Regions from separate parts of the Mus musculus genome. Here region 2 is linked to region 1. A link is a loop called in an ENCODE intact Hi-C map of the cell type or tissue named here. Cell type or tissue: heart. All regions are shown on one strand. Links, peaks and the distances in the headings refer to the core of each region. The heading gives the core; the rest is flanking DNA. Region 1 has its middle 61 kb from the start of Syk. Region 2 overlaps Gm33424 (a long non-coding RNA gene).

What was found. A loop is a pair of places that touch in the nucleus more often than their neighbours do. Peaks named below come from ENCODE experiments on the same cell type or tissue, not always from the same donor. Only the 100,000 strongest peaks of a DNase experiment are listed, where the experiment ranks them.
Region 2: a loop joins it to region 1, with 3 times the contacts of the local background. A loop is called at or near these places in 1 of 42 quality-filtered maps.

Annotation. Positions count from the first base shown.
Region 1 is chr13:52,650,148-52,666,515 of GRCm38, forward strand. No RefSeq gene overlaps it. Among named protein-coding and RNA genes, the nearest start is that of Syk, 61 kb to the left of the region's middle. In heart, for the core only: a CTCF peak has its summit at 8,471 (motif pointing right); no DNase peak of the experiment used is centred there; H3K27me3 peaks cover 735 bases.
Region 2 is chr13:52,993,811-53,010,178 of GRCm38, forward strand. The region is part of intron 1 of Gm33424 (a long non-coding RNA gene); the gene reads left to right. Gm33519 (a long non-coding RNA gene) reads right to left here. Exons shown (of 2, transcript XR_382384.3): 2 at 14,280-14,614. Among named protein-coding and RNA genes, the nearest start is that of Gm33424, 16 kb to the left of the region's middle. In heart, for the core only: no CTCF peak of the experiment used is centred there; a DNase peak (open chromatin) is centred at 7,821.

The DNA of each region.
Region 1 (16,368 bases), core at 7,155-9,654:
CACTCATGCACACACACACATACACATGAGCACACACATGCACGCACGCATGGCAAAGAACGCAATGCCTCTGAACAACCTCAATTTAAGAGCATTGCCTGCACACGCATCAACACTTGTCTATCCATACATGTGGACTTGTGTAAGAGCCACAGACTTTTAAAGCTGGCAGGCTCCCACACTGTACCAATTGGTTTCCCGGTGCTGTGACAAATACCTGAGTAAAGCAACTTAAAAGGAGGAAAGGCCTGTCTTGGCAGCAGTCTCTGAGGCCTTGTTCCTGGAGTGAGGGTTCAAGCCCAGGCTCTTGGGCAGCCTACCAAGCCACATCCAGCCAATGCAGGATACAGAGGTGCAAAGCAGAGACTGGAGGTTTAGCCAATGTAACCACATCAGAGATAGGGACAAAGATGGTTGCTGACCCTCCTAAGCCCATCTTCTGGGGTCCTGGCACGAAGCTTAGGTTTAAAGAGAGGACCAGCAACATGTCCCCATGGAGGCATGCTCCCATCTGGCAACACGTTTCAGCTCCAGTCTCCCATGAGCAGCACCCTGACACAACCTCTCCCCAGGAGACCAGCTCCCCTCCTGGCTGGCACCGGGCTTCAGCCTTATCCTTCTCCACCAGCTCCTTGGTTTGCAGCTTTGCTGCTCTGATGGTCAAAGGGAGATGCGTGGGGCTCTCGCTACAGCAACGTTATTCCTGCCAGGATGGTAAAGCTGTGGGTACCTGACGCTGCTGATTTGTGTCTGTGGTGGCATAGCTTCTCACCAGAGGAGCACACCGTGGAGGAAGCTCCTCTCTTACTGTGGTCAGGAAGCAGAGAGAGAGGGAGAGCGGTTCCCAACATCTACAACAGCATTCCTGACGAACGGCTTCCCTTTCACAAGGCCCCAGATCTTTGAGTTTATTATTTTATTTGTTTGTGTGTATGTGCATGTTCACACACATGTGCACCCGCGCATGTGTGTGTGTGCTTGTGTATGTGTGTGCTATGTGTGCAAGGGTTCCTTCTGAGGACAGAAGAGAATGTTGGCACCCCAGAGCTCGTAATAGGTTGTTGTGAGCCACTCAACATGGATGCTGGGAACTGAACTCTGGTCATCTAGAAGAGCAGTATGCGCTCATAACCACTGAGCTGTCCTTCCAGCCACAAAGGACCTATAATTACCGTCCAACAAGGGCCTCAGGCATCTCTCTCTCCCTCCCTCCCTCCCTCCCTCCCTCCCTTACTCCCTCTCTTCCCTCCCCTCCTTTCCCTCCCTCCCTCCCTCCGCCCCCCACCCCCCTCTCCTTGCCCATCAGACACACACCCACACACCCCAGGGCAACAGAACCAATAATTCCTCCAAAGAAAAGAAACTTGGTATCATTTGTCTACAGCAGAGGGCGCTAGAGGACTGATTTTTGACAATGTATCACAGAAAGCTGTCTTTACAGCCACTTAATAGTTTACAGCTTTGCAAAATGAAGCCACAGGAAGAAAAGCACTTCCAAAGCTGCCACTACCAAACCCAGGAAATGGTCGCCGGGATGCTCCAGCTACCGAGCTCGAAGCCCACCTTGCTGCTAAGCTTGTGTTCCAGGCTTGTCCCTGCCGGCCACCATCAGAGCTGGAAACCCACCGAGTTCTTTGCTTGCTTGCTTTCTTTCTTTTTCCTTTTTCTATTTTTATAAGCTAAGCATTTTTTATTTTTATTTTATTTTATTTTATTTATTTATTTATTTATTTATTTATTTATTTATTTATTTATTTTGCACTGAAGCCATTAGTCACAGGCCTCAGGGCTCAGTCTCTGAGGTCTGTGGGTGACTCAGTGCACCGAGGTTGTCATCGAGCCATGGAACAAAGAGTTCAAAATGCAGACTACTCATAAACAACTCTCCCTCACTCATGGAAAATAAAGAGGCAGTGTCTGGGACAGTTTCTTCCCCACAGCTCCTATCAGATGACAGCATCAATTTCTATAAATCACCAGGGCTGACGAAACCATTGAATTACAGGCCATAAAGACTACTGCCTGGGAACAGGTTCTCAAGTTCCCGTGTCCCTCTGTCCCTTACACAAGAAAGGCCTCTACCCTAGAGGGTGGGGAGCAGGTGAGGAAATAGAAAGCCCACCACTCAGGAAAGCTCACTGCCAGACAGAAAGTATCTTTCCCAGGCAGGGTGAGCCGGTGCCGTCACTGCACCAAACCACGTGAGGTTTGGTTCTGGAATGAACATGGAGGTTTGCAGAGCGTTTTAGACAGGCCAGTTCCTCCCAGCTGTAAAAGTTCCAGACAGGTCGTATTCTGCACACTGCCTCCTACAGTGGTCACCCCTCCTTCTTGTTTTATTTAATAGTCAACTGCGAAGAGGAGAGAGTACTTGCTTATAAAGCCACTCCTAGAGACCTCTGCTGTGTGCCTCACAGGCCTGTGAGCGCATCAGGGGAACCCCACAGAGTAGAGACCAGAAGCTAAGCAAGCCTCCGTCAGGAAGGAGGGCAGGTCTTGGAGGGTGGAGAGATAGAGTCCTGGGAACATGGTGTAAACACCTTGGTTGATACGTTTTCCTGTGAGTAAAAAAAAAAAAAATTAGACAAATGTTCATTCCAGAATGAATGAATTTTCCCTTGAAGTTAATAAGATACTATACTTTAGTGTTTTCTCAGGAGACCCATCTTTCTCGGTGTTTCCTAGCTTTTTATTCTCAATTACCCCATTTACATCAATTCTCTCCCTGATGTAACATTTCATCTGGCAAGGAAATCTCCTCAAGATTCAGGTAGTGAACAACTCAAAAGTTTCAGGAAGTTCCTGAAACTGAATAAATGCACTAGGCCAAGCTCCCTCCCCGAGCTTATCTAAGCAGTAAGGAGTGCTGAGAGACCAGACGACCCAAGCTGCCTAGAAGAGACATGCTTCTTCCAACCTGTTGAGCTGCCTGGCAGTTGTGCAGTGAGCTCCGAGGCCCTAGCTTCCATGAGCCATCACCCATGCTAGGGTGGGCTTTTTTGGTGTTGCCATTGCGTTTGAGTCATCCCTGCCCCCACAGTTAAACCCGCACCCATACTCCTGCTAGTGATGCCAGTAAACTTGTTGGTTGACCGAGTTTAATTTTGGTGGTAAGGTTACTTTGTCGTGTTATATGGAGTCCCTATCTGTGGCTTGTTCATGTCTCCCCAGGAAATAGTGTCACACAACAGCACCAAGCAGTAGCCAGGCTCCTACACAAGGTCTGCGCAGGCAGGGCTGCATTTGGCCCGATGCACCTGCACAGCTAATGCACCCCACGTGAGATGTAGAGACACAGTCTAGAGTGGGGTGCTGGGCCTTTGTTCCTTTGTAGTGTGATTTGTGTGTCTATGTTTTTGTGTGCTTGTTTTTGTATGTATATGGCTATGGAAGGGGTTCTATGTGGTGTGTGTGTGTGTGTGTGTGTGTGTGTGTGTGTGTGTGTGTGTGTGTGTGTGTGTGTGTGTGTGTGTGTGTAAGAGAGAGAGGTGAAAAGAGATCTATATGTGCTACCCATGTAGTATGTGTTTTTGAATATGGATATGCCTATGTATAGTGTGTGTCTCTCTATGTGTATATGTATGTATGGTGATGTGTTCCAACATGCATCTGTATATGTCTATGTGCATGTGCTGTGAATGTGATATATGTGTGTGCATCCATGTGCTAAGTGTGTGTATGTGTAACATACATGTCTCATTCTTTGGGGGTGTATTCCTACACATGTGGAGCCATGTATCTGTTGCATAGGCGTTTTTACCTTTTTTAACCTCAGCTCCTTGGGTGCCTGAGGCTCTTGACCTGACATTAACCGTGCCCACCCCAGTTCGCTCTGCAGATTCTAAGCGGTGAACGACACCTGAGGTATTTTCAGCTTGAAACCATCGCACACCAGCATCCCCGGAGTCTCTGCCTTCAGTGTTGAACTTCGTGTGGGAGAAGATGTCATCCCTGGACACGTGCCTCTCTCACCAGAGAAGCCAAGGGTCTCCCAAGGCTGTTCTCGGGGGTCAGGGAAGATGCAGAACTTGATATTCACGTGGCTTGGGGAAGCTTCTTAGAAAAAAAGAATGTTGAGGGCTGCGTTGCCAGAAACCATGAGAACTGGCTGTGGTTCGAGTTACAGAACCAACAGCATTGGCATAGCTACAGCTAGTCCCATGGCTGAGAGCCACGGGCAGTTCCGTATATGGCTGCTGAGCATGGGACAGCCACCAGCTGGGACTGTTGCTGGATTGTCTTCTACATAACTCCATTCACAAGAGAAACCCCGAGTCCTGGGATGCGTCTAATTGCGTATGTCTAAGAAGATAAATTCACCCTGAGTTTAAGAACTGAGCCTTCCTCTAGAGCATCCATGAGCCCCAAAGCAGTGAGCAAGTCCTCCTTGAAGCCTCCTGCATGAGATGAGCTCCCCAGGATGCCTCCTCTGTAAGAGGCCTTTCCCTAATCCCTTTTCCATGACAAGAACTTCCTCTGAGCCATGTAAGGCCTGGAAGTAACACTGTCTCCACCTTCTCAAACCAAGATTCTTTCCCTCGTGCTTTTAGGACTGTACACCATGTGACTGACATGTGTGTACACCATGTGACTGACATGTGTGCATCCTAGGTCACCTTCATGTCTCAAAAGCAAGTGGACAGTAAAGTCCAGGGTGAGCCGTGCTGCCCTTGGTAGCTTGCAAAGACTTAGTCTCCACAAGGGAGGAAAGTCCGCCATTCACACGTCTGCCAGAGTTCAGACTTCTTTCTCCCCCTCCCAAACCTTAAAAGTGCCCCTGGCTGCTTTTGATGCTAGCCACGAGGAACTCAAGGGACAAAGAGACAGCTGTCTTGACAGATTGCAGGCAAAAATGTGTTAATTTGGGAAAGTTCTTTTTTTAAAAAAAAAAAGTGACTGCCTTGGTACATCCTTTCTCGGGATCTTGGAAGGAGCCCATGCAGACACCAGAAACAGAGAGTCGCGGTGGCAGTTTGGCCAGGGGACAGCGTGCCAGAGAACAACGGGGTGTGAGGATAGAACACAGTGTGGAGACAGAAAGGGAGACATGATAAAGAAGGGGAGTGGCAGGGGAGGAGAGGAGGAAAGGAAACAAAGCGGGGATAAAAGTAGAAAGGGGGGAGTGAAGGAAGATGGGAAGGAATATCTCAAGAGGGGGAAGGAGGAAGGAAAGGGGAGAGGGAGACTAGTGTGGAAGGAGAGACTGAGGGAGAAGGGAGAGGCTGAGGGAGGAGGGAGAGACTGAGGAAGGAGGGAGAGGCTGAGGGAGGAGAGAGAGGCTGAGGGAGGAGGGAGAGACTGAGGGAAGAGGGAGAGGCTGAGGGAGGAGGGAGAGGCTGAGGGAGGAGGGAGAGGCTGAGGGAGGAGGGAGAGACTGGGGGAAGGGGGAGAGACTGAGGAAGGAGGGAGAGGCTGAGGGAGGAGGGAGAGACTGAGGGAGGAGGGAGAGACTGAGGGAGGAGGGAGAGACTGAGGGAGGAGAGAGAGGAAGGGAGAAGGGAGAAGAGAAAGAGAGGAAGGAGATGGGAGGAGAGGTACAGATGAAAGGAAGGAAGAGAGAAGAGGAGTTAGGAAAAAGAGGGAGAGAAGAAGTGGAGTGGGGTGCTGTATTGGGCATAAATGATGTGAACAACAGGCCAGTGAGGGAATGCCCCAAAAAGTCAAGTCTAAGCTTGGGAAAGCATTCCCAGAGCTGGAGTCTCTGAATTGGACAACCTCAGATGTGGCCAAATTGTCCTAAATAAATATGTTTCACTATGGTCTTTGGTGAGGGCTCCTGTATGGAGGGCACCTTGCCCCTCCCCTGTGGGCAGCCTGCTGTGTTTCCTAACTGTCTTCTGTAGAAAGGAGATTCTCTAAAGAGAGAGCCCTTCACCCCAGACTTCTGAGACAACATCCACAAGGAAACGGAATTCCCCCAGGCGTCTCATGCTGGAGGAGGGAAGAGGTGCTAGCGTCTAGTACTGGCCAGGCAGGGTGAGGCTGAGGGCTTTTCTCTCCTGGGAAGAGATTCGCACAGTGCTGACAACCTGTAGTGACTTTGCAGGAGAAACTGGGGCTGAGACAATGAAGGCTTAGTGGCGGGTAGAGCTCCACCTTTGACCTATCTTCTACTTAAGCCTAAACTTAATGTCAGGACCCTAAAGGTGACTTAGGGGGTCACCAGGTATCTCTTTCCCTACTTTTTACTAAGACCCGTCTGTTTAATGGTCATATTAAGGATGGGTGGCGGGCCAAACATAGCCTGATAGGGCTTCCTGGGCCCAGGCTGTAACCCCGACAATCCACTAGCACAGCCCACTCTGTCCTGATGTCCACCCCATTCCCCATTCCCAGGGTCTATGCATCATCAGCTTCCAACAGAGCTGCTTTTAGCTCTTAGCATCTTCATTCAAATAGCATACACACCCTCTTCAGTGGCCATTGTCCACTTTGGTTAGAGACATGGCACAGGCAGGGTGATGTCCTGGCATCGTCTGGGTGAGGCAGGGTCCTTTTTAATGTCAGGTTCCTCACCTTAAACAGCTTTATGGGCTTTCTAGGCCAAGACAGAGAACAAGTGCCACCAGGTGAGACAAAGAAGCTCAAAGGGAAATTATGCATGCCACTGCTGGAGTCACTCCACTTGGTGGAGTCAACCCTGGGCTAGCTGCTATCTGAGCAGCCTATGTGGCTTTATCCAGCAAGACTTGTGATGTCCTAGCTTTGTTTTCTGGTTCCCACACAAATAATCACCCAGGGGTCCTATCTCCTAACTGCCTGGTCTCTCAAAAACCCCAGGAACAGAGCCATCTCTGCACTCGGGGTGGGGGTGGGGTACACTTTGAAGAACAAAGATGAACATTATCGTCATTGTCAGCCTTCCCCAGAGGGACTAGGGGATCTCTGGAGACACACACAGAGATTGATACACACACACACACACACACACACACACACACACACACAGATAGACACACAGACACACATACACACACAGACACACATTCAGACACACACAGACACACATACAGACACACAGACACATACACAGACACACATACAGACACACAGACACACACAGATACACATGCAGACACATACAGACATACACAGACACTCATACAGATGCACAGACACACACAGAGACACATACAGACACATACACAGGCACACATAGAGACACAGAACAAACATAGAGACACATTCAGACACACACACAGACACAGAGACACACAAATAAACACACAGACACACATACAGACACACACAGACACATCCAGACATACATATAGACACACATACACACACAGACACACACAGACACACATACAGACACACACATATGTGTATGTGTGTGAGAGAAATGACAGAACAAGGAAAGGGGAAGAAGGGAGAACAAGGGAGACAACATTAATGATGTACACACAGATATACAGAAAGAGACGGAAGAGAGGGGACAAGCGCGATGTAGGGGAAACCCTGGGGAAGTTTTCCACAGCACCAGAAGACCCAAGCCGTTTTGTGAAGCCAGGCTCGGCTGGCTGTGCCCTGGTCTAGTGGAGACTTGTTCTAACTCTAAAGGGGCATTCCTCTGAGGAGTGGAAGCTGAGAGCCGAGGTGATGTCTCACAAAGTCCCAGCCGCTCTTGGCCATGCCAACAATTAGTGAGAGCAACTGGGCCCCCGTTCTCAGAGCCCCTCCCTCAGCTTGGAGAAAGCCATACGAATTTCCCTTTAACTGTCTAGTCAGCAACGGTTGTAACAGTGTGTGTGTGAGGGGGGGTGGGCATTAATGTGACAATGTCCTCAGGACTGCTCCAAGTGTCCCCATACCCTGCCCTAGTATCTGTCTGTCTGTTCACAGCCAGTCACCAGACTACCCAGCACCAGCTCTGAGCCCACACTCGAGAAGTACCTCGGCCACCAGTTCAGGGTGTTTTCTTGGCAATCCGTACTGTGAACCCCTCAGAAGGCATCACACAGCAGCAGGATTCCAAGTTCAATGCTCAGCCCTGGGTTCCCTGACTTGCACCAGGATTTCCAGGGCCCATCATATGAATCTCAGCCCTGGAATATGCCGTCCCTGTAACACCAACCCAGCCTTCGGCCAGCCCTCCTGCACGTGTCATGGGGTATACCTGGGGGATGGGTCACACAGATAAGGACATCCTGAAGTAGGGTAGGTCACACAGATGATCATGAAGCAATGTCCAGAAGGTGGCCGTTGGCTCTTCTGGTTCATATCTTTTAGCCCGGACCATGTTAAATAAACACAAGCATTACCAGGAGGTCAGAGGATATGGGAGGAAGAAGAGGAAGACAAGAGCAGGAAGGGAGGGTCTATCATATCACCAAGCCCCTAACACAAAGATGAACGTGCCTGGCCAGTGGGCCCCTCTCTATGCTGGACAAGACCCCCCTCTTATCAATCACCAACTCAGAAAGTCAGTGCAACTTTTGGGGATTCGCCTGTCAGTGCTACTCTTCATGTGTCCAGTAGGTGGCAGCAGATCCTCGGACAGGACTGCCACGGGGGCCACAGGCAGGAAAGAGCTGCTTCCTCCTTAACAAAGTACCTGTTTTAACAAGAGTCAGCGCTGCCAAGTGGATACACGGCAGGAATCACATTCCAGCAGGTGCAGAAATAATATACAAGGAAGCAATTTCTAATCTTGGACATCAAAGTACTGCTGAGTGGGAATTTAAACGGATCTCTTTATTTACTCTTTTAAAAATCTACTCGGAGCCTAGGTGGCGGGTGGCTCAGTCGACAGACAGCTTGCCTAGTGTGCTTTAGTCTGAGTACTGAGTAAAAGCGGGTGTGTTCGCTTGCTGCTCTGCTACATAATCAACGCAAGGCCTGACTGGACCCTGTCTCAAAAGGGGGTTGGGGAGGAGAGTCCACTTTGCACAAAATCATGTCTGCTAGTTTGACATCAAAATAGAGTCATCTTGGTGGCTTTGATTGGCAACGGTGGGGTGCAGACTAAGCGAGAAGCCTGTTGGTCTCTGCTCCAGTGTCTCTTGATTACTGGAACCTCGGGACCTTTCCCAGGAAGCCAGTGGTTTCAAGGACGACACGAATGCTCAGCCTTGCTAATGGCACTCAGATAACCTGGGATTTTGACCAAGGGAGAGCGGTTTGAAAACCAAACTGTGACTGACTCATGAGTTATTCCAGACTAGAAGATTCCTGCTTACAGCATCCGGGAGCCAGGGAGAAGCTATTCAAGCCCAGCCTGTGCTTTCCAGGCAAGGGCGTAGCATTGTGCACATTTGAGATGCTTTCGGATGGGCATAGGTGAAGACCCTGGCTCCAGGCTCTGCCCTGCCTCCACCTGGTCCTTCTCCCCGTCCCAGTACCTTCTCACGCCCAGGCATGCTAGCTGTGTTGAGAAAAACCGCAAGACAGGGACAGCTAATGTCTCTCCTTGATTTTGAGACATGAGTCAAAACCAACGATGAGCAATCCTCCTGACACAACCAAGAAAATATCTGAGAAATGCCAGAAAGATCGACAGGGCTTGGGTGGTGCAGAAATGTGTCTGTTTGCACAGGCTCTTCCTTTTGCTAACTGCGATCAGGGCCTAATGATGGTGCCAGGAGGGAGAAGGGGGCTAACCTGAGCACATTGCCAGGAAGCCAAGCTTACTATTCAGTGCTTTGAATAATCATGACTACCCCGGAGATTCTCCTTGGGACTTAGATATCCTGAATTAACATCATCTGTCTGGAGCTGTCTCTCTCGTGGCTCCCGGTTTGGGGGCAGTGGTCCATGAAGGGCCCATGGAGGGAAGAGAAGCTCAGTCACCAAGAGACAAAACAGATGGAGAATCCTGTTCCCATCGTGGGAAGATAAAGAAAGCACTGGCCCAGAGGCCGCCATGAGCTTCAAAGGCCCACCCCCACAACCTGATTCTCCCAGCTGGACCCCGCCTCCTCCTAAAAGCTCCATGTCCCCTCTCAACAGTACCACCACCTGGGATCAATACTGGGAATTCCCATGGGAGACATCCGAGATTAAAACCCTAGGGATCCCAGATCAGAGATCAAAGAGTGGACATGGGATGGTGCCACTCACTGGAATCCCTAGTGGCACGTTGGCAACATCTTTCTTTTTTCCCCATTCTTCTGACTGAATGCTCTGCTTGGCTTGAAATCTTAGTGCCAGAGGGAAGGAGATAGTTCCAGCACAGAGCAAGAACTCGGCTGCACGGAAGTGGATATGAAGACTTGATCTGACCCCTTTGGGATCCTTCATAATTCTGAGTTAAAAGTGAGTTACTGTCGGTGTCTGCTTTAATGTCCCAAGAGAAAATAAAGTAGGTTATCGCAAAGGAGGTGGTAAGGAGTCTGCCTGCAGCACAGGAGGACCCACAATGCATCGCAACATTACCATGCCTTGCACACAAAGTCAAGGACTACGGCGATGCACTATAATAAAATTATCTCTTATATTCTACAAGACTGGAACTTCTGCTGGACCTCACAGCCAGAGTTAATAATGCACCTTGAGGTCACTTAAGACTTAAGGCTGCTATCCTACTGTGGACTCAAACTGTTTGTTTAGTCTGCCTCTAAGAGAACACTGTAATAACCAAGCTTGCTTGCCTAGGATTTCCCATGTAATCAGCTTTTACAACCGAAGCTAATGCATAGCTGCAATCTTAAGTTATGCACTCTTCTATGCCCCCAACCTGGAACAAGGCATATGTATCATTTGCTTTAAACAGCAAACACAGAAGTTGAAGGCAACTTCTTAAAATCTATCCTACAGGTGGATGGCATCCACTTATGGACGCTGGCCAATAAGCAGTGATGTTTGTTGTCTGAGACAGTTAGGACCAGTTGGAGCCAGTGACTTCATCCCTTATAAAACCTCCGTTAAAGATTTCTGAAAAGAATCCCATTCCTTCCCCGAGAGATGCTTTCCATGACTCTCAATAAAGGCAGAGCAAAGGCCTGTGTTAGGTAGAACAGTCACGCCACTCACAGACACAGAGACAGACACAGCCATGTGACAGATACAGGGAACGATCCGAAGGATAGCCTTCAGTCAGGCACAGGCTTGGACTCATGTAGACAGAAGACAGAAGGCCTAGGGAGCATGGAGTGGAGAATTTGAATCTGAAATCCCTCTTGGCTAAATGACTCCAAGGGCAAGAGCTTTTCTTTCTTTCCTCAATGTGATACTGACACATTATTGGTGGCTTGCAGCTAACCACGAACCTGTTTAATCTGCCCAAAGGACAGAAACCCAACTCAAGTCAGATTCTGGGGTCTAGATCCTTTAGGAAAGATGGCGTGGATCACCCCACAAGGCAGTGATGAGGTAGAGCGGCTTGGAGACTGAGAGGGGAAAGCAGAAGAGGCGGTGAGGCAGCTGTAGCCTTCAGACAGGTCCAGGTCCAAGAGCTGGCTATATCCAATGGCTATGGATATGCTTGTGTGTCAACACAATAAAACGCTCTGCTTCCTTCTCTTAAATGACAGCACACAACATGCCAACTTTACATAAGAATTTGAGTGGTGGTAAGTGTTACAGTTGGGGTGGCCAAGGTGCTACATTAGAATCGCCAGGGAAGAAAGTCTCAATGTGGAGGTTTCTAAATAGATTGACCTGTGGGAATGTCTATGGAAGATTATCTTGATTGCTTTAATTCATGGTGAAAATCCAGCCTGAAAATGGGTTTGGGTTGTGTATAAGAGTGGCGAAGGTCATCTGAGAAGCAGCCAGGCATGGATTTGCTGTCTTGACCTCACGATGTGACATGATATGACATGACTTCTCAGTTCCTACTGTCTTGACTTTATTTCCCTGTAACCTTGAGTAGTGAACTAGAATAACCACCCCCAAGTCTGTTTCCGTGATCAATCACCATGATCAAAGCATCTGGGGAGGAGAGGCTTATTTCAGCCTCTGTTCCACAGCACAGTGAGCCCCTGAGGGAAGCCTGGGCAGGGACTCAAGGCAGGAGTTGAAGCAGAGGCTGAGGAGGAACGATGCTTACGGGTTCGATCCCCTAGCTTGCTCAGCCCTATGTACAACCCAGCTCCACCGGCCCAGAGGCGGGCAGCCCTGCCCACAGTGGATGGACCCTCCTACATAAACCATTCATCAAGAAAATGCCCGACAGACTTGACTACAGGCCAATCTTATGGAGTCATCTTTTCAATCGAGAGTCCCTTTTCCCAAACGGCTCAAGCTCGTGTCAAGTTGACATAAAACTAACTGGTGTGGTCAGGGTGTTTTATGGGGGATGAGGACAGTTAAGTTTTACAGTCTAGATTACAGAATATGTCACTCGAAAGCTTTTCCCTCTCTCCTGGTGAGGGATTAGTGAGCTTGAAATTTTGCGCAGCCTACTTATATCATATTAGGTATCATTAAGACGTTGAGAGCGTCTGACCGGTGGCTAAGTATCATCTGAGGAGATACACACAGGTGTCAAGTTGACACCCAATAGATCTGAGATGGTAAAGCTTTCATTGTGTCTGTGTGGCTCTGGGAGGAAATTTCAAAGAGAGAGTAGCCTATTCATTGGTAGGTTGAACTGGTAAGATCCACTATGGGTGGATACCATCCAAGCTGATGAAGGGGCTAAATAGAGTGTGAACATGCAGGAGGGTGGATTTGCTCTCTGAGCTTGACCTAGAACACCCACTGTGATGGTTTGTATATGCTCAGGCCAGGGAGTGGCACTATTAGAAGGTGTGACCTGTTGGACTAGGTGTGTCACTGTGGGTGTGGGCTTTAAGACCCTTATCCTAGCTGCCTGGAAGCCAGTATTTTTCTAGCAGCCTTCAGATGAAGATGTAGAATTCTCAGCTCCTCCTACACCATGCCTGCCTAGATGCTGCCATGCTCCCACCTTGATGATAGTGGACTGAACCTCTGAACCTGTAAGCCAGCCCCAGTTAAATGTTGTCCTTTATAAGACTTGCATTGGTCATGGTGTCTGTTCATAGCAGTAAAACCCTAAGACACCCACCTACTTGCCTTAGCCAATGAGGTTCCTCTTTGTGGGAGAGGGGTTCTTTAAAGTTAAAGCTGGATACGTACCATTGGCCTACTCTGTTCTCAGATATGTTGGGTAGGCCCAAATGACGCCACTGCTTTCCTGGGGTCTCCAACTCACAGGTAGCACATTGTGGGACATCTCAGCCTCCATAAGCATATTAGTCAATCTCTATAATAAAAACTCACCTCCTGTGTTTCTCTGGAGAGCCCTGATGACTACTGTCTATTTGGTGTAGATGAGATAACACATGTCCTAGATCCATGGGGGTTCCCTGTAAGTCTTACACTCTCAGAACAACTGGACAATTAAATCCAGTGAAACAAAAATTTATTATTTCATAGCTAAAGCCTCACTGGGCAATTGGTATTCTGACCACCGGAATATCACTCTGTTCATGCTACAGTCATTGCCAGAGACCCAGGAGCTCGGCAGGGAAGCAGTTGTTAAGGGAGGACAAGGTGGCTTGGGGGGAACTGGCTCACAGACCCACATCATCTCTGTCAGCAAGGTCACTGGAGCTTTCATGTCTCTGAACCATTTCTTTAGAAGTCACCACTGAAGGAATAGAATAACCATACCTGGGAACTTTCCATAACTAAAGGACTCAGGACATCTGGTGCCCACATATCCCAGTCATGTGGCCCTACAGAGCCTCCTGAAGAGCTTGCCCAGAGCTCCTGCCAGGCCTGCGTTGAGCTGCTGAGATGCAGCTACAGTCCCAGCATCTCTATTGTGCCTTAAGTACGTCCTCAAACCCTTCATGAAGATGGGATCAGCTTTAGGAGTCAAGAACACTTCAACTTGAGGATGTTTGCTGTGCTTCTTTGCCTGGTGGCCTTGAACATGCGGTCTAGCCTCTCAGAGTGCGGGCTGCTGTTTCTGCAGCTGTCCAAGGTAGTCACCATGGTGATGGTTTTGGTCCCTGCCTCTATGTCCTCCTCAGAGCATTTCAGCTATGAGAATAACAGTACTTACCAGCTGCTGCTTCTCCATGCCCAAAGCCCAGGGCCAAGACTCTTGCCACAATGTGGGTCTAGAACATTCCCTAAAGGCCTAGCAGTTTAGGGACTCGATCACCAGCCTTGGCACTCATATCATGAAACCTTTAAGAAATCTTTGGGTCACCAGGGTAGGCACTCAGAGAGGCTTTTGAGAACCCAGTCTTTTCTTCTTCTTCCTCTTGCTTCCTGGCACGATGGGAGCTGGCTGCTTCTCTCTGTGCTCTCTGCTGTTGCCATGGGCACCTCCCAATGGAGGCCCAGAATCTCTAGCATTGAACCCAAGCAAACTTTTTTCTCTTTACAGGTTTGTTCTAAGTTCCCGCCACACCATCTCCTCAGTGTACTGTTGCCCAGAGTCACTGTCCCCAGCCACATTGTCCTGCAAACACTTTCTTCCCATGTTCCCCTCTTAGATGGCTCTGGCTGAGAGCGTTTACTGTGGCCTCTTTCGGGACTACAGAACAGAAATATCAGGGGGCCAAGCTTGTCTGGCACATTTGTCAGCAGTGCCTTACATAGGCTTCATCAGAACAAATTGTATTTAAAGAATGTAGAGACATTATCCATTCCTGGGTATCTTTGGGTATCTGTGTATCTACATGCCTGGATGTCTGTCAGTACATCTCTTTATATATTCATGTCTGTATGTCTGTGCACATTCCTATGTGTATTTGTGTATGTATGCATGTTAGTATGCCTATATGCTTTTGTGTGTCTGTCTGTGTCTACACAACACATGTATGTGTACATTTCTGTAGGAATCTATGCACAAGTATATCTGTGTATGCCATACACTTATGTGTCTGTATATTTGTCTATGCATTTTCAAACACAGCTCTTTGTGTTTGTATGCCTATTTGCTTCTGTATGTTGTATCTGTACGTTGTGTCCGTGTATGTTTATCTGTGCATATGCCTGTGTTTATATGTATACATGCTTATATGTGTCTGTGTACAAGTGTGTATACATTTCTATGTATACCTGTGTTTATGTCTGTATATGTATCTATTTCCTTGTGGCGATATGTCTGTGTACATATCTATTTATCTGTACTGTGTATGTCTGTCATTCTGTGTGGAAGCACAATTTACCAGCACATGAACCTACAGTGCAGACATGGCCATGTGCATCTCCCCAAACAGTACAGGACCTTCCTGTCCTGTGCCGTCCCTGATGCCCTCACTGGGCTCCCTAGGGGACCACACAATCCAGGTTCTGGTTCAGCATGACCACAAGGACACTGTGTTCCAAAGCATCCTTAGTATTTCAGCCCATCATCCTACAGTGACAGCGCCCAGCCAGACTGCGCCTGGGTCATTCTGGGATCCTAGCATGGCCCTGGGGCCACACTACATCACTGGGAAGAGAAGCTCTGAAGAGAGGCCTTGCCATGGGGAGAAGTTGGCGTCCCCATCTCCCTGGCCTCCTACCCACCTACCTATTGTTCCTAAAACCTGCCTTGCCTGTGACAGCTCCACCAGCACTTGCTGCCGTCCCGTAAGCTAACCATAACTCCTCATTACCTTTGAAGGTCAAAGTCAATTTTTAAAGAACGGTCTCTGAGTCTGGTGGACACCTTAGCCAGGGCTGGCTCTCTCGGGCACCTCTACCCAACGCAGGATGGCTGTGTGCTGCTACCAAATATAAAGCCTCCTCTTCCTTCAAGGGCTTCTGGGTTTGCTGGGATGACTCGATGTGTCATCAGGGTCAAGTTTTATATCCGTGGTTCTCAACCTGTGGGTCACGACCCCTTTCACAGGGGTCTCCTAAGACTGTTCTGTGTGTCAGATATTTACATTACTGTTCATAACAATAGTAGAATCACAGGGGCATCAAAAATAGTTTATGGTGGGGGATCACTACAACATGAGGAGCTCTATTAAAGGGTCGCTTTAGGAAGATTGAGAATCGCTGCTTTAGATGATTTGTGTAGTGTCAATTTTAGGTGAAAATACTAGAAGGTTTAAGATCCATGAGGAATTATTTATTGGTCCAACACAGTATCTCACATATGAATGGGTTTTTCTCTCACCAGAACAGTAGACACACTGCCCAGAACTAACTTAGCATGTGAGTGCATGTGTGTGGCCGTGTGTGTGTGTGTACACATGCATGGATGTCTATGTGCTTACGTGTGTGGGTGCCTACATGAATGTTCCTGTGCATGTGTGAGTATACGCACACATGTGTGCATGGGCTTATATAAGTAAATGCTTTAATGTGTGAGTGCGTGCATGTATGTGTGCCCGTTTGTGATACATGAGTGTGTACATGTTTACATGCATGGGTACATGCATGCATATGTCGCATGTGTGTGTGCGCATGCATGCACATGCATGTGGAAGTCAGAGGTTGGTCAGAAAA
Region 2 (16,368 bases), core at 6,380-8,879, 340 kb after region 1:
AGTGGTTAGGAGAGTTCACTGCTCTTGAAAAGGACCTGAGTTTGGTTGCCAGCACCGGTGAGGCAGCTCACAACACCCTGTAACTCCAGTTCTGGGCAATCTGATGCCCTCTTCTGGTCTCTGCTGGCTACTGCATGTGCATGGCACACATAAACACATGTGGACACACACACACATGCATATCCATTTTAAAAATGAAATATTTAAAAAATAATCATTAAAATCAAAGGGCACATCAGCTGGGGCCTTATGTGGGAAGCAGATGTTAATGTGGGCATCGTGTTTGAAGGTGATCTTTGTTGGGCTTGGTCATTGTGAACACCTGTGACTGTGCTAGGCAACCATTGGCCACTCTTCTGATGGCTCCACAGTTGCCACTAATGTTTGCGGTAAACGGGAAGCGTAGTCAGAAACTCGCTGGTTCAGGAATCTGGACCATGGAGCTCAGAGCTGGGCACCGGGATTGTGACTCACACAACAATGTTGCCCCTCACACTGCTCCTTATGGACCCCCCAAGCCACGTGTTTTGAGTTCCCTCACAAGCCGTACTGTGCAGGAGCCACAGGGCAGAGGGAGATGACTCACTCCTGCCTCCTAAGCCTTTCACAAATGCATCCTAGCTGTGACTGCTGTCAGATCACAGGGCCTCAGGCTCAGGAGAGCCTGGAAGAGTCCTTAGCATGTCAGTTTTCTCAGATCACTGAGAGATCTGCGGCAGGGTATCTATCAACACAGAGACAAACTCATCCTGTCTGGACCATTGGCTAGACTCTTACCTCATTCCAAACAGAAAAATACTCCCACAAGTTAAAGATTGAAGAGACCAAATTACACATGAAGTTTCTAAACCAAACCAAGGGAAGCCAGATGTGAACTCTAGGCCAGGGTGTGATAGTGAAACTGGAGCTCTACGAGAAAGATAAACAAACTTGAGCAAGTAAAGTCAACTGGCTTTTGTCCGATTGAGTTGTTAAAAGCTGCAGCAGGAGGGATGGCTCAGCAGTTAAGAAAGCTTGCTGCTCTTGTGCAGGACCTAGTTTCAATTGAACCACTCACAATTGTCTGTAACTTCAGTCTGGGCATCTGACACCCTCTTCTGGCCTTCACAGGTACACACACACACACACACACACAAATAAAAATTACCATAATTCTTAATTGTTAAAATGAACACTTGAGGGAGATTACAACTTTACTTCTAGACAAAAGGTTAACATTCTCATGGTGGAAAATATGTTAACATATTTGTTAAGTGCAATATATTGGTAGACCCACAAGAGTAAGAAGGTATCCGGCATCAAATTCAGTAAATGATACAAATTAATTAAGTTTGGAAAAGGTCAAGTTCAAAGAACTTTGAAGGATATATGGAAACAGAGCAACTTCATTAATAATGGAAACATGGAAGTAAAACAAGGTGTTTGAAAAATAATTTTATTTTTAATATTTACATATGTATGTATGTATGTATTTATGTGTGTGTGTTCCTGCCACATATGTGTGCATGCCCATAGATGCCAGAAGAGGGAGCTGGATCCCCTGGAGCTGGAGTTACAGGCAGTTGTGAGCTACTTGATATGCATGCTTAGAACTGAACTCAGCCCTCCTAGCCACTGAGCCCTGTCTCCTGCTCTGAGGTGGTTTTTATGTAAACAAGCAAGGCAGTATGCTGGGGAATGAATAGATATTCTTCTGGTGACTGGGGCAGTAGCATCAGGTGTGAAACTGAGTCTACCCCTTAACTAACTTCTGAGAACACATTGGCAGAGCTAGCAACTGTGGCTCGGAATCTGCCTCGGAAAATAATCATCCGAGTGAGCAAAAACGCACACAAGGCTGCTTCTGCAGTGTTATCTGTGAGAGGAGAGATGGAAAGCCACCCCTTTGCCACCAGTGGTCTCTTAGCTAGATAGATGCTGGCTCCACTTAAAGGATTATCAGTAGATCTGAATGGTGCTGAAGAGAAATGTATAGTGTAAACAGGCACTAAAGCTGTGTGGCTATTTGTAAAGGCAAAAGAGAATTATCTATACATACATACATACATACATACAATAAGAACTATACAAAACTATGTATGTATCTATGTATGTATCCCTGTATGTATCTATGTATTTACATATCTATCTATGTATCTATGTATGTATCCCTGTATGTATCTATGTATGTATCTATGTATCTATGTATGTATCCATGTATCTTTGTATGGGGTAAAAATAGGGTCCCAGGTCTGCTGGAGGCTAGGGCCCCTGGGTGAGATGGCCACTGCCGGGCAGGCATTGGACTGTGAGAAGCCCAGGGATCTCACTCTGGGGGTGAGGAAGGTAGAGTCTGGGGACCCTGAGGAACTGCCGGAGTTGGGCTCAGATTCTCAGGCACCACATACACCACTGGGTACCTCAGAAGAGCGGGTTCTGGGGTCCCTGGGTTGCACGGAGGCCAGGGACTACAGGCACTCACTCGTGGACATCCCAGACTTCACTGTATGTCGCAGAAGAGCTGAGAACATGTGGGGACCCTCAGGTGGACTGTGGCCCGGGGCCAAAGGGAAAAGCGTAGGAGGAGAGCTCTGGCAGATTACCTTGGGGAGGAGAGAGTCTGGCTAGCTCAAACAGCTAGCTCAGTGGGCTGCTTGGTTTGGCTGGCAGCCTTGTGGAGTGGAGCACAGGGAGGCTTCCCCGCAGGAGGTTAGATGCTCTGCTCTGTAGAGGGAGACCTGTTCCATTGCTCCAGCACAGCGGATCCTGATGAGAAGAGACAGTCCATGGTTTTAAGGTGTTTATTGTAGAAAGGCAGAGAGAGGGAGAGAGTAGAGAAGCAGAGGCCGGCCATGGCCACGTGGAGGGGTGGGGGAGGGAAGGCAGAGAGAAGGGGAGCAAGGGAGCAAGACTAAGTGCAAGAGGGTAAGAGAGGCAAGAGAGAGAGTAGGGGGCAAGCAGCTCCTTTTATAGTGGGCTGGGGCTATCCTGGCTGTTGTCAAGTAACTGTGGGAGTGGACAGGATACCAGGAGCTTGGGGCATTGCCTATGTGACTGATGGCCCACATACTTCTCTACAGGGGGGCTGTGGGAGGCTGTAGCTGCGACAAGGGCCAGGGGCCCAGGAGGGGTGGCCGGACTCCTACCATCCCATGAAGGCAGAAGTCACTGCCCACCAGGTCTCTGGGTTCCAGACCTGTGTTCGACCAAGACCAGGCTGTCTGTACACAGCTCACTGCCCCACATCTATGTATGTATGTATGTATGTATGTATGTATGTATGTATCTCTCTATCTATCTATCTATAATCAGATAATATATATACATATACATATACATATATATATTTATTTATTAATTTATTTATTTATTTATATGTGTGTATATATATCTCCAGTGGCTCTTGGTGGCTCCTTCTGGGTCCTAAGCAGGGAGCATCTGTCATTTATTATACATTTTTCTGTAATGTTTATATAGTTCAACAGCTGACACGATGGTACACTCTTGTAATCCCAGGGGTCAAGAAGTGGCGGCAGAAGAATATTTAGTTCAAACCAGCCTGATCTACATAGCAAAGCCTTTCTCTTTCAGGAGACACTTTCTGAGAAGTTAAACTACACACATGTGCTGGGCTTGCTGGTGCACACCTTTAACCCTAGCACGTAGGAGGCAGCAGCAGGTGGACAGCTGAGTTGAGGCCAGTTTGGTCTGTATAATATACTCAAGGTCAATCAGAACTACATAGTGAGACATCTCCTCAAATTAAATAACACACACACATACACAAGGCCCAGAGACAAAGCTCAATAGTGGAATACTTGCTACTACTGAATATAGAATATAGAATTACTAATATTCAAGAGACCTGAGTTTCACCTCCAGTACCATATGTACATGCACACCCAGAGAAACAAAATGTATACCACACAAAGCTTATATTAAAGGTATTCATTCATTCATTCATTCATTCATTCATTTTTGGGTTTCTGAGACAGGGTTCCTCTGTGTAATAGCCCTGGCTGTGTTTGAATTGTCTTTGTAGACCAGGCTGGCCTTGAACTGATATTCATAGAGATCTGCCTGTCTAGTAACCCTGAGTGCTAAGATTAAAAGCATGCACCACCATGCCCGGTTTTATTTTTTATTTTATGTGTATAAGTGTTTTGCATGCATGGATGCATGCGCATTATGTGTATACCTGGTGCCTGTGGAGGCCAGAAGAGGGTGTCAGATCCCCTGGAACCAGAGTGACAGATGGCTGTGAGCCACCATGTGGATACTGGGAGCTAAATCTTGGATCTTCTGAAAGAGGAGCCAGTGTTCTTAATTGCTGACCCATTTGTCTAGCTCCCAAAGCTTTTTTAAAAATTTTATTTATTTTTTGAGAATTTCACACATGTATACAATGTATTTTGATGATACCTGTTCCCCACTACACCCCAATTCCTTCTGAACCCCTCACTGCATCCTCCTACAAACTTCTAACCTCATCTTTGGTTGTTTGTTTCGCTGATATGCAGTCATCTTATTATAGTGGTAGTTGGTCTACTGCTGTATTTCTTGAATTACATCATAGATGTTACATTGCATAAGATTCTCTAAAATTTGGACCTCAACCCAGTCTGAAAATCTACTATTTGGTTCTTTGTTTAAAAAGAATTTTTTTTTTATGCATAAGAAGTTTCTGGGTTTGCTTTGTGTGTGTGTGGGGGGGGGTGTTGTTTTGTTTTGTTTTTTTGTTTTTTAATCTAGAACCAGAGATACCAAGAAAGATTGTGCTGTGTGACTAAGGACAGTGTGTGGCCTAGAGCTTTGATGCTGCTTACAAGCTGTGTGATTTTTGAGAAAATTTCTTGACTCCTCCGGGCCCCAGTTGTCTTGTCTGTGATTTTTATGTGATTGTGTGACCAGTGACGTCACTGACTACACACTTCATTTAAGCAGTGAATACGAAAGCGGTCTCTGGTTTCAGAACATGAAGAGGGCATGTCTCTCTGCCCACTTCCTTCCACCTCAGGCCGAGCTGCTTTAACCTTTCTCGGCGCTGACACCGTGTAGTGTAACATCAACTGGGTCCCAGTCATCCCTGCGACTGGTGCTCCCACGGTGTCTATGTAAAGGACACCTAACACTGTACTCTGAGCCTCAGCAATTTTCAAAGGCACCTGACTCATGCCCTACTATGGTTTAGTCCCAGAAACACTGATTTTTCTCTTCCTCTTCTTTTTCTTTCTCACCCTGAGGCTCTTTCTTCTGTTTGAAACATTGTATCCAATGTCTGGTGCGACTTTCTCCTTTTCCCTGCATTTAGCTATAACACACCTGATCTTCAGGTCTAGACTGGTGTTTGTCTACCCAGACGCCATTTCTTTCTATCTATCTATCTATCTATCTATCTATCTATCTATCTATCTATCTATGCTGAGACGCCATTTCCATCTATCTATCTATCTATCTATCTATCTATCTATCTATCTATCTATGCTGAGACTCCGGGTTTCCTGTGTGGAAAAGTTGTGCCAGGTGCTCCCTGGAGCTCCTGTAGGGGGTGAGGCCATGCAGTACCGTGGGATGTTTTCTTCTAATCTCTGTAGACAAGAATCGGCCAGGTATTCTGTGGATGGTGTTTGAATGCCTGGTGGCTATGTGAAGCAAGGAGTAAAGATAAGCTGGTTCCTGACCTTTAACCAATACCATCAGTCAGAGCGCCTCAAGCACCGCAGGGAGTCAAGGCAGCAGGAGCTCCACATAGCTGGTCCCAGAGCATCCTCAACCAGGAAGCAGAGAGCCAGGAACTTGTTTCTGTTCGGCTTGCCTGCTTCCTCCAGGATCCCAGCCAAGCAACGGTACTACCCTATGGTGGTTTGAGTGAGACTGGTTCCCACACGGACTTGGGTAAATGCCTACTTCCCAGTTGGTGGGCTGCTCAGGGAACATTAGGAAGTGAGGTCTTGTCAGAAGAGGTGTGTCACGGGGGGCTGGGGTTTGAGACTTGCAGGGAAAAGGAGAAAGTCGCAGCAGACATTGGATACAATGTTTCAAACAAAAGAAACAGCCATGGGAAGGCCTTGGGGTGAGAAAGAAAAAGAAGAAAAGAAAAATCCGTGTATCTGGGACCAAACCATAGTAGGGCATGAGTCAGATGCCTTTGAAAATCGTTGGAGATCAGAGTACAGTGCTAGGAGTCCTTTGCCATACTCCCCCACCATTATAATCATCATGGACTCATTATCTAAAATTGCCAGCAAGCCCCCAGTTAAAGGCTTCCTTTCATAAGTTGCCTTGGTCATGGTGTTCCATCACAGCATTAGAACAGTGACTGAGTGTGCCCCCTGCCCCCCCAGCCCCCCAGCCTTGAGCTGGCTGAACAAGTCTCAGACACTGGAGCCAGGCATCTGGCCTAACTACATTACATCTTCCTGCCAGAGAACGAAGAACTGCTGGCCCTGCTAAGCTGCTGAAGAGCCTACTTTGCAACTCAATCCAGCTGAAACAAGCCACAGAACCCAGTGGAAACAAAGGGATGGGTCCTTGGGTTTTCCCATATACATTCAGTGCCGTACATTAAAATTTGAGCCTCCATCAGAGAACTTTGTCTTGGCTCGTTATTTCTCTCACTGTCCTTCCCATCCATCCCCAGCTTTCCTTTCAGGAACCCAGGAACCCGTGGCCACTCAGACCCACCAACAGTGGGAGCGTCTTCCTACCTCCATAGACACAATCAAGCTAATCTCTCACAGACATACTAAGAGGCCCTTGTGCCTGATAATTTTAGCTTCTGCCAAGTGGACAGCCAACACTAACCACACCCTTTTACCACTTCCTGGGCCTGAGGGGGAGAAGCACTGAGGGATGCTTGCCTCTGTCACCAAGTACAGCCCCAGGGGTCCTAGAGATAGCTGAGGTGTCTACCTGCAACTCTCTTCTTAGGTCTTACCTCCCTGCTGTCTGCTCAGAGTTGGGAACTTCTCAGTCCTCTGATGTCACAGAGAAGAGACTTGAAATCCCCTCTGTATCCCCGTGAGTAGAGCAGCTGTAACCAACTACTCAACCACTTCTGAGCCTGGCACCTTGAAGAAAGGGGCCCTGGGGTCTGAGCCTGGGGTCTGGATAAGGTGGGTGGCCTCCTGTTGGACAGGGCACTTCTCTCTCCAGTGTTTGTTATTGATCAATAGGTCATCAGCATCAGAACATGGGGTCACCGACATCCCATTTGGACAGGGATTTCAGGAATTTTGAATACTGAGACAGGATGAACTAGCCACCCTGCCCCTGTCTCTATTTTGAATCACCACACCGTGTGGTCCTTCCTCTCCTCTCTCCTTTCCCTTGAGTGCTTCTCTGTGTGTGCTCCTGTGTGTGAAGCCATGAGTGTTCACACGGAGGATGGAGGCCAGCACTGGGTGCCCTCCTCAGTTGCTCTTCACTTTATTTTTCTGAGACAGGGTCTTTCACAGATCTTGCAGTCCACCTACTGGGTAGACCAGCTGGCCAGTGAGTACCTGACACACACCTTACTCTGCCTCCAGTGTGTACCATGGTGCCTGGCTTTTTGCTTGGGTCTTGGGATCTGAATGAAAGATCTTCAGGGTTGCCCATCCCTGCGTCATCTCTCTCAGGTGCATCCCATTCTCTTGGAACAGATGCTTATAGTGTGTGTGTGTGTGTGTGTGTGTGTGTGTGTGTGTGTGTGTGTGTGACTTCCTAGGGACTTCAGTACAACAGGAAGCTGGGTTATGTGGTGGGGCAGCATCAAGAGTCTGAAGTTCCCTTTGCTGCTCATGCCCACATACAGGGAGGGACTCCTGGCTGCAGAAGGCCTCCCAGCTTCAGTACTACCAACACAGCCCCTCCCCTCTGTCCACCAGTGGGGTTGATTTGGATATCCCTCAGGCAGCAAGATGGCTAATGTTACACATAGATGGGAGAGGATGAATCAGCACCCAATGGTTGACACTGGATGTCTGGGAAACCTGAAAGTAAACAGTGACGTCATCTGTTATATAACCAGTTTTGGAGGCGTGCCACTTTTGTGTGGGTCATGTATAAATATGGCTTTGAGGTCAGAGGCCTGAGCCTTAGTTAGAATCTCTGCCTTCACCAACCTGTGGGCATGTGTGTCTGTGTATATAGGCTTTTGTGCCCACTTCTGTTTGGCCTGTGTTCCGATCTCGGCATGTGTATTTGTACCCAGCTACCCTGTGTATGGGTGCTGTTCTTATGTCAAGGTCATACCCCCTTGGTCGTTCTAGCCTCCTAATATAATCTAAATCAGTAAGGGTGTGATGGTTTGTATATTCTTGGGCCAGGGAGTGGCACCATTTGGAGGTGTGACCTGGTTGGAATAGGTGTGGCCTGGTTGGAGTAGGTGTGTCACTGTGGGTGTGGGCTTAAGATCCTCACCCTAGTTGCCTGGAAGTCAGTCTTCCACTAGCAGCCTTTGGATGAAGACGTAGAACTCTCAGTTCTGCCTGCGCCATGACAGCCTGGATGCTGCCATGCTCCCACCTTGATGACAATGGACTGAACCTCTGAACCTGTAAGCTAGCCCCAATTCAATGTTGTTTTTATAAGACTTGCCTTGGTCATGGTGTCTGTTCACAGCAGTAAAACCCTAACTACGACAAAGGGTGATTCTTCCCACTAGTTTCTCTTCCTCAGAACTGCTTTGCCAGTCTGTGTCTGTTGTGATACCATAGGGATTTCCTTGGTTTCGTTCTATTTTTGTTCACAGTGTTACTGGGACTCAGGCATTGTGGCACATGTCTGGGGCCTCAGCTCTCTCAGAAGCAGGAACATTGCTTGAACCCAGGAACCTAAGGCTAGCCTGGGCAATATAACAAGACAATAGATCACTGTTTCAGAAAAGGATGTCTTTGGACTTTCTAATAACCAATCATCCAACAGAAAAAGCATAAACCAGAAAACAAGCAAACAAGCATTTAAGTCTCTCTCTCTCTCTCTCTCTCTCTCTCTCTCACACACACACACACACACACACACACACACACACACACACTAAATTACAAACAAAGGCTGCACACAGTTTATAAAAAGTGACACTGGCTTTCATGCGTTGATTTGTTCCCTTAGTTTTGAATTCATCCCCTAGTTGTTAAGAGGGCCTTGTCCCTGGTGGACTCTTTGGAGGAGTGGCCACACACAAGGCCATATCGTAAGCAAGTAGAGATGCTCTTAATTCTTCTTTTGTGATTTAAATGCTTTAATCTTGGTTTCTTTACTGGTTTTTCCATTTTGTTGAGTGGATTCCTCCATCTAGGACTTCCTGTCTTCATCTTGGACTGGATCTTGCTGGAAAATCTTTTAGGTTTTCCTCACTGATTTTAATACCAGCTCTCTCTCTCTCTCTCTCTCTCTCTCTCTCTCTCTCTCTAAATGACTGATACAATGAAGAAGTCTTTTCTCTTGCTACTTAAACTACTGGGCACTCACAAGCAGCTAGCCTGGTATGTCAGCAGTGAACAACTAAAGCAGAATGTGAGTGTTTCACTCCCTAAAAGATTTGTTTAAATAAAACATGTTTTGTGCCTTTAAAACATTGGAGAATATTCCGTGTGTTTGGAAAGAGTGTGTTCTCTACTGCTGCTGCTGCTGCTACTGCACAGAGTGTTCTGAGCATGTCAATTAGGGCCGTTTGATTTAAAGTGCAATTCAAAGGGCCTGCAAGGTGACTCAGAAGGTGAAAGCACTAGTTGCCAAGGCTCATGGCTTCAGTTCAGACCTTGAGGTCCATGTGAAACTGACTCCTACAAGTTGTCTTCCATTCCCTGCACACGAACCACAGCATGTGTATGCATGCACACATACACATTTTTTTTTAAGTAATAAATGATTTGGGGGCTGCAGAGATGCCTTAGAGTTTAAGAGTGTTTGCCCTACAGGGCTGGACTCACATTCTAGCCTGAAACCCCAGCTCCAGGGAACTACACATGCGCATAAGTAGAAAGAAAACAGATATTTCAAATAAGAAAAGCAGACATTTCCTTATTAATCTTCTGCCGAAATGACCTCTCCCCTGAGAAGCCTCCTATTTCCCATGGCCATGTTCCTTTAGACTCGTTACTGTTTGCCTTATGCATTTGCGTCCTCCAATACTGGGTGTGTGTGTATTTATAATTCTCTTGAAGACTTGACGAGTGTATCATTAACTAATGGCATTTTTGTCTCTGACAGTTTTGACTTGAAGGTTTCTGACCTTTCCTTGGTACCATTTGCATGGGGGAAAATCTTTTATCTTTGACTCCCCACCCCCAGGCTGCTTCCTCAAAGCTAATGTAGGTTTCCTGGGCTGGGGAGATGGCACAGTGGCTAGTGTGCTTACTGGGCAGCATTGAAGACCACGCTTTGGATCTCTAGTACCCATATAAAGGCTGGGTGGGTGTGGCAGTCTCTCTGTAATTCCCGTGCTTGGAAGAAGTAGGTGAGGTTCCTACAGCAAGCTGGCAAACTAGACTTGCCAAATAGACAAGCTCTGGTCTCAAGTAAGAAGCTCTGCCATAATGAAAAGTGATGTTCCCAATATCAACCTCTGGCTTCCACAGGTGGACACACACACACACACACACACACACACACACACACCACATTTAAAAGAATCTACTATAAGTTTCTTGTAGGAAGCATATTCTTGGATCAAAAAACCCATTCTTTTAAAAAGTATTATTCTTGTTATTTCATTAGTGTATGTGAGTCTATGTGTGTGTATGTGTGTGTGTGTGTGTGTGTGTGTGTGAGAGAGAGAGAGAGAGAACCTTATGTAATTATTTCCTTTGCACTCCTTCATTTTGTTCTAGAGGTATCTGGAAGAGTCCAGAGCAGAAAGAGAAAGAAGTAGACTGAACATGGCCAGCAGACTGGACCTGACCAAGGCTCTTTGTGAGAGAGGAGGAAAATGAGTAGCTGAGGGGAGGGTAGCCTGTGAGCTGCGGGAAGTCTAGGGTAGGAAAGGGAGCTGGGAAGGACTAGGATGCTAGCATAGACTTTGTGCAACAGAGTAGCTGTGATACTGAGGGAGCTTGGAGGCCATCAGTATTGATACTTTAATAGGCACCAGAGGTTGTGATAGTCCCTTTGCTAGAGTTAAAGTAAATGACTCATTTTGGTAGAGGGGAACTGGGTTCCCAAAGTTCCTAAGAGTGCTGGTTTTTATCTAACTTCCAGAAATCTTCCTAGAGGCCAGGTTGGGCCCATTTCTGGATATTTGGGCTGCATTTTTAAGTTGGGGGAATTGGGGTTTCCTTGGATCCTGACACTCAGGAATTTCCATGGTGTCACATATCCTGAAGTTCTTCTCCTAAAAATCAACACTAGGCAGGCTGGTGGTCCAGGCGGAGGTGACAGTACAAGAATGAATACCCTGCATTCATGTAAGCAGTCATGGTGGCACACACCTGTAGCTGCAGCCCAGGGGTAGCGAGTGGGCAGAAACAGAACATCTGAATGGGTGAACTCCACGTTCAGGGAGAGACCTTTTCTCAGAAGACAAGGCAGAGAGCAACTGAGGCAGATACCCAGTGTTAATCTCTAGACGCACGCGTGGCATCAGTTTTAATATGAGAGTAGCCTAGTCAACATAACGATATCCAAGACAGCCAGGACTTTCCATGGGGAGTGTGTGTGTCCTGTCCCATCCTCTCTCCCCAGTTCACCTATCAACCACCCCCTCATTCCCAATGCCCCCACACTCTGCACTGAAAGGGAAAAAACCAAGGTCTTGCACTTGTGTACATCTGGGCAAGGGCTCAGTCGCCAAACTATACCCTCAGCCCAACAAATGGCAACTTTGTAAAGAACAGAGGATAGAATTTTAAAGCCCAAGACACAACATTTCATATACACAATGACAATAGAAACATTTTCCTGGTCTCTTATTTTGCCCAGGAAGTTTTAAAATGTTAAAATGAATCCTGAAGAATTCACTTATCATCTGATGCCATAAAAGGTCATTTTATGTACGGGTAACAGTATCGCTTACCAAGATTAAACAGCAGGTAAGTAAGTAAAGGGTAGACTCTCTCTCCATTCATGATGTCAGCAAGGAGCAGGGCTAGCTCTCCTGCTCTTGGGCCTTCTAGGCTAGCTCACCTAACCTTACACCACAAGGGGCAGCTTTACTGTGCTGCCCAGGCAAGGTACAGGGCCTGCTTTCTCAAGTGCCACAGCTGGCGAGAGTCGGGGACAGCTCTCCTGTGCTCATGACTTTGGGGCTGGCTCACCTACCTGCCACAGGTGGTGAAGGTTAAGTGGGGGGAAAAGGCATTTCTCCCTTGATCATACCACCCCACCACCGACAAGGGGCAGGACCAGCTCTCTTGAGTGTGGTGGCCGGTAAGGAGCAAGATCAGCCCAGCAGTGCCTCAGGCAGCATTTCAGAGCAAGGATATCTGCAGGCCCTTTGGTGGTAAAGGGCCTGGGACATCAACACTGACCCAATATGATCAGTGACCCAGACCTGGCTCCGGGTAGCAGATATGGGCCCAGGTGTTCCCATGGCCTCAGATGGCAGCACAGACCACTCAGATCAGCATGTCCCCTTGTGGTAGCATGGCCCGCAGGTATCTACATGGTCTCTCTCTGGTGGCAGTCCAGACCATGCACATTGCGTGGCCATTGGTGCTAACTCAGGCTACAGACACTGACACAGATCCTAGCTGCAGCAGGACCACAGATCCAGACCTGGGCCTGGAGGCATCTTGGGCCAAGATCTCACCATGGCCTTAGGTGCTTGCACCTTATTTGCCTGTTTCTCACTGCCATCAAGTCTCCACCTTTCTTTACAGCGTGTGAAGCTCTTGCCTCCCCACCCCCCTTCTTTCCTATGTCTCTACAACACATTTGCCCATCGTTGTGGCACTGTGATGGTTTATATATGCTTGGCCTAGGGAGTGTCACTATTAGAAGGTGTGGCCTTGATGGAGTAGGTGTGTCACTGTGGATGTGGGCTTTAAGACCCTCATCCTAGCTGCCTGGAAGCCAATATTCTGCTAACAGCCTTCAGATGAAGATGTAGAACTCTCAGCTCCTCCTGCACCATGCCTGCCTGAATGCTGCCATGTTCCTGCATTGATGATACTGGACTGAACCTCTGAACCTGTAAGCCAGCCCCAATTAAATGTTGTCCTTGAAAGAGTTGCCTTGGTCATGGTGTCTGTTCACAGCAGTAAAACCCTAACTAAGACAGGCACCCACACTGGAATTTAGGTGTCTTTCTTCTGGCTTCCCCAGGCTGGTGGGACCAGGGGCAATTTTTTTAAAACATGAGTGCTGGGGTGGGGGTTGAACTTGGGTCCTCCTGTTTGTAGAGCAAGTGCTCTTACCCACTAAGCCATTGCTGCAGCTCAAGTAAGGTGAAAAGAATTAAAGACAGAAAGACTATGTAACTTACTTTGAAATATTAATCCTAGTCTATCAGAACTCCCAGAACAATAACAAGTGCAGTTAGACCATCAGACAGACAACTGCATAGACATTCTTGCACATGTGCTGTCCAAATATGGGTCAATGGCCCTTGCTGAGACATGGTTCTAAAAGTCTGGGGCATGCATACAAAAGCTTTCCTATTTCCCCACTTCCTGTTTTTACTGATTAACTGAATTTTGACTGTAGGTTGACACAAGAGACTCCATTTTGGTCCTGACAACTCTCACAGTCAGCTTTAGCTTGTGGAAGATCTACCTAGGGACTGTGAGGGTCAATAGGTGTTACAGTTTCTTCTGGGCAGAGAACATACATTTCTCTTGTTGCTGGGATCAGAGCCAGAACCCTGACAGCTCTAGGCACCTAGGCTGGACCACCATCCTCAATAGGCCAATTAAACACACAGGGTAGTGAGAAGCAGAGAACGCTGGTTAAATCAGTGTGGGCCAGTGACCTCATTCTTCTAACTCCATCTTTAAGGTCCTAACAAGGTTTGGCTATAAATAGAAGGCAAGAAGTAAACACAGCTAAAAGTCCTGTTATAATGTGGTCCTGCACATCACACACCATTATCTTGGCTCTAGGCTCTTCTGGATGGTAGTGTGACGGCTGTCAGAGTCATAGGGAATCTTTCTGAGAGATGCATTCTCCCTCTGGCTGGCAAGGACTTCAGTCTTTCCCTTCCCCCAGCAGGAGGCTCCCGGGAGGCTCCAGATTCTCAGGGATGCTGTTTCAGTAATTTGGCAAATGGAAGGGAGAGGTACTGGTGTCTTCTCCTTGCCAACCTGGCACCTTGTCAGGTTTCCAGGCTCAGACTTTACCATGCTGATAAACAGAAATACAAGCCTCTGGAAAAAATGATCTGAAGTTTGACCTTTTACAATTTTACAAAAGATAAACAAACTCAAGAGTGTATAAAGTAAAAGGCAGAGATGATAAAATCCTGTCTGGCGATGCAATTGGGCAAAGTTAAGAACACCTGAAATCCCGAAGAAACCCGGAGGCTTTGCCAGGAATCCTCCCAAGTTTGGTGAGCCAGATTCTAGAAACTTGTCTCGACAGTTCTGAGGTTCAGGCTTAAAATCCAGGCAGCTGCGGTGATTTGGGGAAAGTGGGGTGTGTTTGAGTCCATCAGGGCTTTCCCTTTGACCTCAGGTGGGCTTTATGTCAGGAGCCTCTGGGTTCTTGTCTTTTGATTCTGAGGAGGGAAATTTGCGGACAATGAGTTTAGACCAGTTTTCTTACAGATTCACAGGTGGGAACTTAGGAGAGAGAAAGGCAGAGACCCTGTGTAGCAGGACAGGTCCCCAAAAAACACAGAGATGTCAATCTGAGAGTGTTTTTTAGTATAGGAATTAACAGGAACTGGCATGAATCATGGAGAGGGTGGGTCCAGTTGTCCTCCCCTGACCCCTGCAAGGTGTGTTGAGGTGAACTCTCTCATAGTATACCTTCTGGGTATGGTGTTGGTCCAAGTGTTATAATCTTTATCCAAAAATAACAGGAAGTCCAAAGAGCAGCAGCCAGAGCCCTTCCTACCACTCCAAGGCTCTGGCTGTGGAGAAGCCAAGGACAAGAATCTCTAAGAGTGGTTGTTCTACACTGCCTGTCTGATTTCTATCTGCTGGTGCCAGCAGGGCCACGGCCTCCCTGGAGAATGTCTGGTTCTTCTTGCCCCGAGTGCTTGTAGCCTTCTTGGCTGCTGGCCACAGCCCTGAGGTCACCTCCCTTGTCACCAAGTCCTTTGGCTTAAGTTTTCCCTTTCCATGCCAATCCTTCTGTTCGCCTCATGTTGGGATGCTTGTGGGTTTAACGTGACCGACAGTCATTATCTAACACCGTCATGTGCAGGCTGGTTTTTGTCAGCTTGACACAAGCTGGATGCATCTGGGAAGAGGAAATCTCATTTGAGGACTTGACTCCGTGTCTGTGGGGCATTCTCTTGATTAGCTATGGAGGAGAGAGGGCCCAGCCCACTGTGGGTGGTGCCATCCCTGGACTGGTGGCCTTGGGTTTTATATGAAAGCAGACTGAGCAAGCCACAAGGAGCTGGTTAGTAAGCAGTACCCCTCCATGGCCTCTGCTCTAGCTCCTGCCTTCAGAGCCCTGCCTTGAGCTCAAAAACCTACCCTGACCTCTCTTAAGGGATGGATTATGATCTGGGAGTTCCCATCCATAAGTTGGCTTTGGCCAGTGTTTTCTCCTCTCAATAGAGAAGCAAACTAGAACTGTCTACAAAGACTTTCTATAAAGATGGTGACGTTCCCCAATTCCTGAGATCAAAGCATGGAACAATCTTAGGGGGAACCATCATTCAAACGCTATAGTAACTCCTTGAATGGGCTGTAGAAATAGACAGGTTTGATAGCTTGATTGAGGAAAAGAAGGAGGAAAAAAGAAAGATACTGCACCCAACAGAGAGTGTTGAAAAAAAAGCACCAGAGGTGTGATTCAGAGGCTGAGATGAAAAGGAACGGGAGAAGGAAATTCTTGGCTTTCTTCCAGCAAACCAAAAAAAAAAAAAAAAAAAAAAAAAAAACAAAAAAAAAACCCGGAAATAAGGTTGTCAAGTGTCTAAGACGTCCCGGTTTGCCAAAACAACTCAAGAAGACACAGAGTAACCAATTGTTCCATTAAAATGATTCAAAACAGCCCTTGCAAAGCGCCCACAAAGTAGATGAAAGGTGCCACCTCATTATCCAGGTGGTTGGGGCAGAGCTTTCAGGGATGGTACATTTTCACCCCACATCCTAACTGCGAAGAACGGAACACACACCTGACTCTATGACAACAGCAGAAACCTGAAGTCAAATGGGAAAAGAGCATTAGATATAGAAATTGGTAAGTCAGTCTTACTCTTGGCGAGTGTAGCTAGAAACTGCTAAAGTTGTCCATGAAATAACCTTAGACAAAAAAGGAGAGGGCTTTCTGCCTTCTGTGTAGTTCATGCAG